Linked DNA regions of Homo sapiens: all the other regions are linked to region 2. A link is a contact called in ENCODE Hi-C or POLR2A ChIA-PET data. All regions are on one chromosome and are shown on one strand. The core of a region is the stretch at or near the end of the contact, and the rest is flanking DNA. Distances in the headings are between cores, read along the strand shown. Region 1 holds the start of SGSH (N-sulfoglucosamine sulfohydrolase). Region 2 holds the start of CBX4 (chromobox 4). Region 3 holds the start of GAA (alpha glucosidase).

Region 1 (3,660 bases), core at 110-2,609, 380 kb before region 2:
GAGTAGCTGGGCAGCCACGCCAGGATGGGCAGCCTCCTCTGCAGGGCCGCAGGGGAGCAGCAGCAGGCGCTCGGGGCCATCCCGGGGCCAGAGGACCTGGCCTGACCCAGCGCCGTCACCGAAGAAGGCATCTCTACGGTGGGGCTGGGGGGTGCAGGTGACACAGACCAGCAGTCAGAGCGTGGCCTTTGAAGAACCCGGCAACACTGGTCAGGGTCGGCGGGTGTCAGGAGAGGTCACTATGGGTCTCCCCTCCCCAGGGGGGCGAACGGCTCTAAGAGGAAGCCAACAATGTGTGCAAGATGGGGACTGGGCCAAGACTGGAAGGCCCACCCCGTCCCTCATCACCCTCTCTCCCTGAATCCCCCCCGTGCAAATCCTGGGTGCCTTCTGTCCCTCCATCCTCAACTCTCCCAGATAAGAAACTGATAAGCGATTCCTCATTGAGAAGTCTGAAGACTAATTAGGCTCAACACTTCTGGCCCCTGGAGAACCGACTTCCTTTGCCTTTTTTTCCGTCTCCCCAGGGAATTTAACGGGGAGCAGCGCAGAGAGAAGCTGGGCCCGCGGGCGCACCGTAGGCTGGCGGGGGGTGCGGGTGGCAGCCAGGAGATCCAGCGGGGCTCCGAGGTTTTCCAACTGCGCACCAAGGCGGGCTCCACCCGCTACGGTGGACTGCGGCGCTCGAGGGAGAGTGGGGGGGTCCTCCGCTCCTGAGGCCACGCCTCGCTCAGCCCCCACCTGTGGCTTTCACAGCCCTGGAGTTCTAGTTGCTTCTGGGAGGACATCAGAGGCGCCCGGTTAATTCAGGTGCGCAGCATCTTCCAGGGCCCCGGCGCCCGCGCGCAGAGCCGCCACCCTCACCCCCAGCCCCCCACGCCCCCGGCCGCTCCGCTCCGGGCAAAATCCACTCCCCGGCCCCCGGCCCCGCCCACAAGGCCGCTGGCTCCGGATCCTGGGGTCTCCGGAGGAGACCCTGCGCCACCTGACCGTCCGCGGTCCCTTGGCCCCGAGCAAGGCCGAGGGCCGCGGGGACCCGGGTAGGGACGCGGCGGGGGAGTGGTCCCCACGGGAGGCCCCCGCACTTCAGGACTCCGCGCTGGCCCCCGCGTCGGCTGCCCCCGGCGACCCCGGCCACTGTCCGCTCCCCCTGCCCCTGGTCCCCGCTCGCCGCCCTCGCGGGCCACGGACTCACCCACTCGGCGATGCAGCTTGGGGTCTCCTGGCGTCGCCGCAGCTGGGTCCGCAGGAATCGCCGGGGACAGGCCGGGGCGGGGTCTGGCGCGCACGTGACCGGGGTCGGGGCAGGGGGCGGGGCCGAGCGGGAGACCAGAGAGCCGGAGCCGGATCCCGATCCCGAGTCCGAGCCGCCGCCGCCATGAGCTGCCCCGTGCCCGCCTGCTGCGCGCTGCTGCTAGTCCTGGGGCTCTGCCGGGCGCGTCCCCGGAACGCACTGCTGCTCCTCGGTGAGTGCCGGCGCCGCCCCCCCACGCCCACCTGCGGTGGCCCGGGGAAGTGGCCACTGGCCTCCTCCCCACCCGTGGTCAATGCTGACCCTAGTGTGCCCTGCCCTTGTATCCCCCGCTGCCATTCCCTCTCGTCCTCCTCTCTGTGCCGCCCCCAGACTCTTCACGGGTGTCTCCCCAGAGAGGGCAGCAAAGGCTGGAGGAGTGAGCCCCAGCATCCAGCACCCCTACACTTACCTCGTGCCGCCTGTCCCACCCTCCTCTGACCCTGCCCAGCCAGGGCTCAGGGGTCCACGGATCTCAAATCCCTCTTGGGAGGGGATCCCAGAGGAGGGGCTGGTGCTCCGGTCCCCAGAGACTGCAGACAGGGTGCCCTCCTGGCTCTCATTTCCGACCCCAGAGCCTGTGTCTCAGCTGTCTTTTCCCTTATCCCAAGGGCACAGCCCTCCACCACCCACCCACCACCGTCTCCCCCAACCCCAGTCCCTCTCAGAAACCCCAGGTTCCTCCAGAGCAAGCACCGTGCTGCTCACAAGACTTCCGGTTTAGGTAATCAAGGCTCTGGCTCATGACAAGTGACAAGGCCAAACCCAAGGCCTGCGATTCTTTCCCCTTCTGAGGTCTGGCGCCCTGCCAGTTGCCCTCTTTCTGATTAATTTTGTGGTCTCTGGGCGGGGGTTCGGCTCACTGTAACATAAACAGCTCTCCTGCCAACTCCTCGCCTCCCAGAAACACAGCAGAGAATCTGCATGGACCCTCACCTGCGGATCAGAATTCCTACAGGAGGCTGTCAGAGTCCAGGCTATGCGGCCCCTGGGCTAGGGCCTTTCTTAGCACGGACTGCCATGGATCGGCTTAAACAGAAATGTATTTCTCACAGTTCTGTGGGCTGAAAATCCAAGGTCAGGGTGCCAGCTTGGTTGGGTTCCAGTGAGGGTCCACTTTCGGCTTACAGGTGGTCACCCTCTCACTGTTTCCTCACATGACAAGCGGATGGGGGTGGTCTCACTTCCTTTTCCTTTCTTTTTCCTTTCTTTCCTTTTTTTTTTTTTTTTTTTTTTTTTGTGAGACAGGGTCTCACTCTGTCACCCAGGCTGGAGCACAGTAGCACAATCACAGCTCACTGCAGCCTCAATCTCCCAGGCTCAAGCGATCCTCCTGCCTCAGCCTCCCAAGTAGCTGGGACCTCAAGTGCACATCACCATGCCTGGCTAATTTTTGTATTTTTTGTAGAGACAAGGTCTCACTGTGTTGCCCAGACTGGTCTCGAACTCCTGGGCTCAAGCAATCTTCCTGCCTTGGCCTCCCGGGTGCTGGGCTTACGGGCATGAAACACTGCACCCGGCCCTCTCTTTCTTTTCCTTTAAGTCCACAGTCCTGTCAGATCAGGATCTCATCCTTATGATTCATTTACCCTTAATTAAGGACCCTGTCTCCAGATACAGTGATGTTGACGTTAGGGCTTCAGCATATGAATTCTGGGAGGACACAGTTCAGACCATAGCAGGCCCACAGCCAAGTGCCGAGACACTCTGGGTTTGGAGAAGGGCAGCTTTCTTCCTGGCCTGCGGGTACGGAGCACAGCCCATCCCGCTCTCCCTCCAGGTTTACGTGGCTGCCATGTGCTCACACCTGTGGGTACTGTGGGGTGGAGGATGGAAGCCCAACTGGAAGGTGCCCAGCCTCCTCTGTCCATCCATGGACCACATTGCCTCTGAGGGAGCTGGGGAAAGTGTTGGTCTGGGGGTTCCCACCAGCCTCTCCTGTGGTGCCCCCAGTGTCCTCTACTCCAGAGCAGGGGGAAGAAGCTTGGTGTGGTTGTAGGAGTTCAGCGGCCTGTCCCTGTTTCCTGCTGCCCAGTGTGTGGCCCTGGGCACTGCACCTCACCTTTCTGGGCCTCAGCTGCTTTGTGTAGGATGAAAGGGTTGAAATAGACAACCTGCAAGGTCACTAGGCCTTTGAGATGGCATCAGTGAGAAGCAGCGGTGGGACGCACACACATAGAGCTTTAGACGCGCCCTGGGCGAGGCTCTCCTGCCCTCTGCCCCATGCGGTTTCCGCTGAGCCCAGAATTGCCCAGCAGTTCTGTGGCCATGCGCTCAGCCGCTGTCTGCCTAAATGCCTAGCCGGCTAACACGCCCACCCAGGTAGCATGCCTGCTGGGGTATCATCAAGCTTGTTGGGTCATCATGCC
Region 2 (3,335 bases), core at 382-2,881:
GCGCAAGAGCTGCAAGGTGGTAATGAAATGGAGTCCACGTGTGCGTTCAACACCAGACCGTCTTCGAGCTTCTCCGGGATTCCTGGGCGAACACGAGCCCCGCGCAGGCTCCTCCCTCCCCTGCTCGCCCGAGCCCCCGTGCGGTCCCCAACAGACAGCCGGGTCGCGTGTCAGGGCGGTGGTGGAGACCCGGATGGCTCTTTGCCCGCCCCCATCCCTCGCTCCACTCTCGCTCTGCTTTTGCTCTTTTTCTTTCTCCGTGGACGCTCAGCCAAGGGATTGCGCAAGCCTCCTGCTCGCGGTCCTTCAAGAGCCCGGAGCCGGGGCCCAGACACACCCCAGGCCAGGCGCGCCCCTGCCCCTGCCCCTCGGGCCGCGCTGTCCGCTCCCGGGTCCCCCCACCCCGACCCCACGGAGCTCGCGGGCCCTCGGCGGCGCCCTCGGCAGGCCGCATAGGGCGCAGCAGCTCCACCAGCCGGACGCAGGAGCCGCGCGCCAGAACGCGCCGTCTCGCCGCCGGAGGTGCCAAACTTCACACTCGCTGCTGCTCAGGCCGCGTCAGTCCGGAGGGCCTTGGCTTGGTCGCCTGTCGGGAACAAGGGTCCGCGGACACAAGGCGAATGCGTGGCTCCTCGGCCATTCCGTTCATCTCCCCTTTGCGCTGCCCGTTCGTCCCCCGCTCAGCCTCAAGCTCTTCCCGGCCCTCCCAGCTCCCTGTTTCTAGGCCACTCCCGGGACCCCACGAAGTCCCCTCAGGCCCCCAGGCGGACCCTGGCCTCCCGCGCCCGCTCTCTCTGCCTCCTACGCCTCTCGCCTAGCTTGGCTCTGGAGGCTGCTAGAAACAGGACATCTCGCCCCGTCAATAAGAGGACCAAGTGTAAATTCGGAGCCATTGAGGATCGGGGTGGGATCGGATTTGGAGCCCTTTCTGCCGAGGTTCTTGGGCGCCAGGGCCCCGGGATTGGCTGCTCCTCGGTCCCCTTCCTCGTGCGTTCTTCAATCTCTCCTTGGCACCCAGTCCTCGGCCTTCTCTCCGCCCTGTCCCTTTCCCTCCTCGCGCTCCAAAATGCCCGGAGCCTGGAGGCGAGGCGGGGCCCGCAGTGGGGCGCGAGCTGCCCCTGCCCCATTCCGCCCCCTGCCGGCGGGGCCCGCGCGTCCCGGGGCGCTGGTGACGCAATTCGGTGCAACTGGGAGCGGCGGCGGATGCTTCCGTGGCCCCCAGCAGGGGTCCCGGGGCCGTGAACACTGAGAACGTGCCGCGAGGGGGAGGCCCGGGCACCGGGATGTGGGCGAGGGGTCGCCGCCGAGACCCTTCCGGGCTGTCAAGCTCTCCGCCCGCCTCCGCCCCGGCGGACACACCTCTCCTTCCCGGTCCCGCTCCCTCTCTGCAGCCTCCCTCTCCCAGGCTCGCCGATCCCTCCCCCTGCACCTCCCCGGCGCCCTCCCCTCCGCGTCCCCCACCCGCGCCCTTTCCTCCTCCCCCCGCCGCCCAGGCCCGGGGCCTCCGGTAGGCCCGGCTGCGCCAATCCGCGCCGCGGCCCGCCCCCTGACGCCGAGCTGGGCCCGGCGAGGCCCCGCCCGCTGACGTCCGGGATTTGCATGAGTTCTTGTGCAGCCGCGGCCCGGGCTCAGTTGTCTGAGCGAGCGCGAGCCGGGAGCCGGGGCGGGCGCGGGCAGCGGCGGGCCGGCCGGGCTGTGCGGGGCGAGCGGCGGCGGCGGCGGGGGCGCTTCGGCCGGGGCGGCAGCTGGGCGCCGGCGGGAGCTAGCAGCGTCTGCAGCCGCGCCGGCCGCCAGCGCCCCGGCGCGCTCCGGCTCGGCCATGGAGCTGCCAGCTGTTGGCGAGCACGTCTTCGCGGTGGAGAGCATCGAGAAGAAGCGGATCCGCAAGGTAGGGCGGCGCGGGGGCGGCGAGCGGCGGCCGGAGCGGCCCGCGAGGAGGCGGGGAGGGGGTGGGGAGGCTGCGGGCCGGGCCGGGGATCCCGCGGAAGCTGATGGAGTGCTGTCTCTTCCCCCCAGGGCAGAGTGGAGTATCTGGTGAAATGGAGAGGCTGGTCGCCCAAGTAAGTCGCGGCGGAGGGCGGGGGCCCGGGGGCCGAGGCGCGGGGCTCGGGGCCGCGGACCCGCCGAGCTGCTGGGGGGGTGGGGGGAGCGGACGGGAGGCGGGGTGGAGGTGGGGTGGAGGGAGGAGGGGGTGGGGAAGTCGGTGGCAGGCACTGGGGAAGCCGAGCCGCCGAGCCCGAGCCCGGCGCCCTGTGTTGTGCTCCGCTCTCCGGGAAATGCCATCACTAATTTATGCACTAAAAGGAGCCGGAGGAGCTGGAGAGACGCGGGGCCGAGCCGGGGAGGCCGGCGGAGGGAGGGAGGGCGCAGGCACTGACTGATGTGCAGCAGAAAATGGCTCCTTTCCCCTTTCCCTCCACCGAACGGCTCCATATTGCAAAACCAAAAAAAAAAAATTAAAAAGCGACGAAAATGCAATTGTGTGCCTTCTCCCTCCTAGTGGTGCAGGGAGGGGAAGAAGAAAGGCAGAAAATGTTGGGAACTGTCACTGCGGCGCTTTTGGTGGAGAATTTTTTTTCTTTAATTTGAAATGCGAAGGCACCGGATGGAGATAGACGCGCAGGCACACGCACACTCACACACACACACGGAGGCATATTTTTGTGTTGCTGAGTATTTGGGGTTTGCTCGCCCGTGACAGCGGGCTCCTGGGCCACGAGGGGGTGTGGGGGGGACGCTTGGCTGTTGGCTATCGGATTAGGGGTCAAATGGAGAACGGCTGAAGCCCTCGCGGGGACTCGGGGCTGGGGAGAGGAGGGGGACTGCGACTTTGCATTTCGGCTGCTTTGCACGCAGGGTTCCTGGTGAGCAAAGTGGCTTTGGAACATGTCGCAGTAACATGCTTAAAATTCTTGACAACTGCAAAATAAACTGCTAGTTTCATTTTCCTTACCCCTCCCCTTTCTTCCTGCCCTTGCGTGTTTATTTGAGGGGGGGGCTGTGTATCAGGGACTACGTCAGGCCTGCGGAAATCTACCTTCCACATCCACGGCTAAATGTTCATAAAGACAGAGTAGGGCCTTATGTCACTCCCCACCTGGAGGCCGCGGCAAAGGTGGCTTTTTTTTTTTTTTTTACACCGTGTCCCCCTCCCTTTTCCCTTGCAAGATATAACACGTGGGAACCGGAGGAGAACATCCTGGACCCCAGGCTGCTGATCGCCTTCCAGAACAGGTGAGCGTCCCCCACGCAGCCACCGCCTGCCACCCGTGACCGTATATGGGAATGGCAAAGTGGGCGACGCAGCAATAGGAAAGGGGCGTGGAGGGGGCTGG
Region 3 (2,854 bases), core at 1-2,500, 260 kb before region 2:
AAATCCCAGGTTGTCACTTGTACTTTCGATCAACTAGTTATAAATTCAGAGGTTCCCAGGACTCCCTCTTCAGGGTCACAGAACTCAGGAAAGTGCGTTTCTTACAGTTGCTGGTTTATTACAAAGGATAAAACTCAGACAGCCGTATGGAAGAGATGCGTAGGGCCTGGTGTGAGGTGGGGGCAGTGATGCTGTGCTCTCTGCTCGCACCACCCTCCAGTGCCTTGGTGTGTTCCACAACCCGGCGGGAAGCCCTCTGATCCCTGTGGTTTCTTACGGGGTTCCATTGTGCAGGCATGGTTGACTAAGCCACTGGTGATTCACTCAATCTCCAGCCCCTCACCCCTTTTCCATCCCAACCCGTCATCAGGCCTTGGTCTTTCTGGCCATCTGCTTCCATCCTGAAGCCACCTGGTGTCCCCGGTCATCAGTCACCTCATGAGCAAAAGGCTCTCTCATCACTCGGTTTCCAAGGGTTTCGGGTGCTATGTGCCAGCAACCAGGGACAAAGACCAGAGACAGTCACCCCTGGCCTGGCCTAAGGGGGTCTTTGTGATTGAGACATTCAGATTTCAGAGCTGGCCCAGGGGCCCCCTCTCAGGCCACGGTGCTCCTCACCCCAGGGATTCAGACCCAGCCATGTGCGTCCTGCAGGAGCAGGAGAGGTGGCTCGGGTCCCGGCCAGGACTGAGCACTGCGTCGATCAAAAGGGGAAAGGAAACCCTAGAAACGGGAAGATGCAGCCTCCAGCCCCAAGCCCAGCACAGGAGGGCGGCTCCCCGTTCATCTCTAAGCTGAACTCAGATAAAGACCGGGAGGACTAGAGGTCTGGGGCTCAAGCTCCGCTCAGGGGAAGAGGCTGGGGGCACGGCTAGGCACGTTCAAACCCGCTTCTGGGATGTTACCGCCGGCAGCGCGGGGCAGACGTCAGGTGTCTCACCCGCTCCGTGCCTCAGTTTCCCCGTCAGCTGCGGCACGCGCAGAGCCTCCCTCGCTGAACAACGGGCGGACGAGGAGAACCTAGAGGTGGCCGGGGTCCTTCGCGTCACCGAGGTCACTGTCCTACCTGCTGCCTCATCCCCGACCTCCACCCGCGGCCCCGGCGACAACCTCAGCTTTCCCAACTGAGAGGCCGCGCGGGCAGCCGACCGCCCCACCGACCCGGCCCGCGCTCAGGGAAGCCCCGCAGCCCCGGCCCGGCTCACCTCCGCGCACGCGCGCCCTGGCCGCCCGCGGAGACTCCGGGGTCGTGCCCGGGGGCGCGCAGAGGCGGGTCACGTGACCGGCGGGAGCTCGTCGCGGGGCGGGGCCGCGGTGGGTCACGTGACGCGGCCTCCCGCGCAGGCGCCCGAGGCAAGGGTGCGCGTCCGCGCTACGCCCCCCAGTGGCGGCTCCGGCAGAGCGGGCCTGGGCGCGTCCTCGCTCTCGGAGGGGGCCTGGGGAGCGCGTCTGGCTGCGCGTCCGGCGTCCCGCGGGGAGAGGCCCACGCGTGCTGCCCGCTGCCGGTTCCTCTGGGGTCAGAGACGGGGCGAGGCCCCCGCTGGCGCAGTCCCGGCCCGGTCCCCGTGGGGTCGGAGATGGGGCGTGGCCCCCGCTGCCCCGGCCTGGGTCCCCGCAGCTCGTAGGGCTTTGTAAGGGGCTGGCCCAGCCGCGCCTTGCGCCCAGGGATTCCTCCTGCCAACGCGTCCCGAGGGCATCATCGGAAAGGCGGCCAAAGGCGCTCAGCGCCAAGTTAGAAACAGCCAACATTTGGAAAGTCCTTAAGTGTGCTCCATAACTCACAGTTATTCCAGAAAGGAATAATCAAAACATTGTGATAACCCATAAAACTGACAATTGAGAAAACATTAAACTGACACAGGGGGAATTTTTTCATAAAATGAGAAAATGCTTACATTAAGAGGAGCACATTTTTACATGTGAGATACAAAAAACACACAGTATAACCTTAACTTGCCTAATAAAATGTATGTGCAGAAAAATACAAAAGGAGCCACACCAAAACACAGAGGTGTTGTTCCTGGGTAGGGGCATAGGGGCATTAAAAGCCCCCTTTCCAGCTTGCAGCGAGCCGAGACCGCGCCACTGCACTCCAGCCTGGGCGACAGAGCGAGACTCCGTCTCAAAAAAAAAAAAACAAAAGCCTCCCTTCCACCTCTGTTGTGGTTTCTGTATTTCTACAATGTTTTAAAATAAGTAAGGCTGACTCAGAAAGGCTTACTAGATATTCAGAAAAAAGATTTTATTCTTCTGCTGAAATGTTTGAAAGTGAAATTATTTTGTAGAGCATTTTCCCTTTAAACTGCAAAGAAGCCCCAAGGTCATTGGTACTTGGAAGTCCAGGGAGAAAGAGCGCTGGGTTAATGATGGAGAAAAGATAGGTGGGCAGACTGGGGCGTAGTCCCTTGGTGTGGACGCCCCAGCGTGCTCTTATTTCAGTGCTCACCCTGTTACGTGTGTCTGGGGCCACTGACTTTCTCCTGCAAGCTGTGGATCTGAATTTAACTCAAATGGGGACATGGGGGCAGGAAAAGGGACCTGAGAGTTCTAAGGGGTGGGGATGGGAAAACTGGTAAAGAAGGTGGTTTGTGGGTTTTCAGATGCACCTAGTAGAGGGAAGTGCTGGGGGGACCAGCCTCCCGGGCCAGGCTGGCTGGAGCTGCCTTAACTTTCCCACCTCTGCTCAGCCCACCAGCTTGTGGACCTGTGGCAGCGTTGTGTTGTGAGAGGCACGTGCAGATTTGGGAGTGCTGCAAACCAAAGTGTTACCTGGACGAGTAAGCCCAGTGTGGGAGTGTGGGTGTGTGGGTCTGCAGTCACAGGCTCTGTCTTTGCGATGGGATGCCATGGGAAA

The links. Hi-C counts contacts between places; a loop is a spot of excess contacts on that map. ChIA-PET counts read pairs that join two places held with the same protein, here RNA polymerase II (POLR2A). Pooled maps may share reads with other maps.
Region 1: a loop to region 2 is called in a map with no recorded cell type, with 8 times the contacts of the local background. The contact joins the promoter of SGSH here to the promoter of CBX4 in region 2. A Hi-C loop is called at or near these places in 1 of 37 single-sample maps with no recorded cell type and 4 of 50 pooled maps. POLR2A ChIA-PET finds 5 or more read pairs at or near these places in 2 of 52 experiments (A549 and HCT116).
Region 3: a map of ascending aorta shows a loop between it and region 2 (4-fold over the local background). The contact joins the promoter of GAA here to the promoter of CBX4 in region 2. A Hi-C loop is called at or near these places in 2 of 168 maps with a recorded cell type or tissue (ascending aorta and sigmoid colon) and 13 of 50 pooled maps. POLR2A ChIA-PET finds 5 or more read pairs at or near these places in 3 of 52 experiments (CD4-positive, alpha-beta T cell, CD4-positive, alpha-beta memory T cell and OCI-LY7).

Annotation. Positions count from the first base shown.
Region 1 is chr17:80,218,032-80,221,691 of GRCh38, reverse strand. It overlaps SGSH (N-sulfoglucosamine sulfohydrolase), which reads left to right and starts at 1,359. Exons shown (of 8, transcript NM_000199.5): 1 at 1,359-1,466. The coding sequence starts at 1,379. SLC26A11 (solute carrier family 26 member 11) reads right to left here and starts at 1,265. Exons shown (of 18, transcript NM_001166347.2): 1 at 1,196-1,265; 2 at 577-776; 3 at 1-144. The coding sequence starts at 131. RefSeq lists silencers at 1,038-1,107, 1,128-1,397 and an enhancer at 2,198-2,317.
Region 2 is chr17:79,837,736-79,841,070 of GRCh38, reverse strand. CBX4 (chromobox 4) reads left to right here and starts at 1,631. Exons shown (of 5, transcript NM_003655.3): 1 at 1,631-1,888; 2 at 2,017-2,060; 3 at 3,169-3,234. The coding sequence starts at 1,820. RefSeq lists enhancers at 1-149, 1,794-2,615, 2,616-3,335 and a silencer at 1,035-1,744.
Region 3 is chr17:80,099,977-80,102,830 of GRCh38, reverse strand. GAA (alpha glucosidase) reads right to left here and starts at 1,250. Exons shown (of 20, transcript NM_000152.5): 1 at 941-1,250. It overlaps CCDC40 (coiled-coil domain 40 molecular ruler complex subunit), which reads right to left. Exons shown (of 20, transcript NM_017950.4): 20 at 2,218-2,854. RefSeq lists an enhancer at 644-753 and a silencer at 1,084-1,703.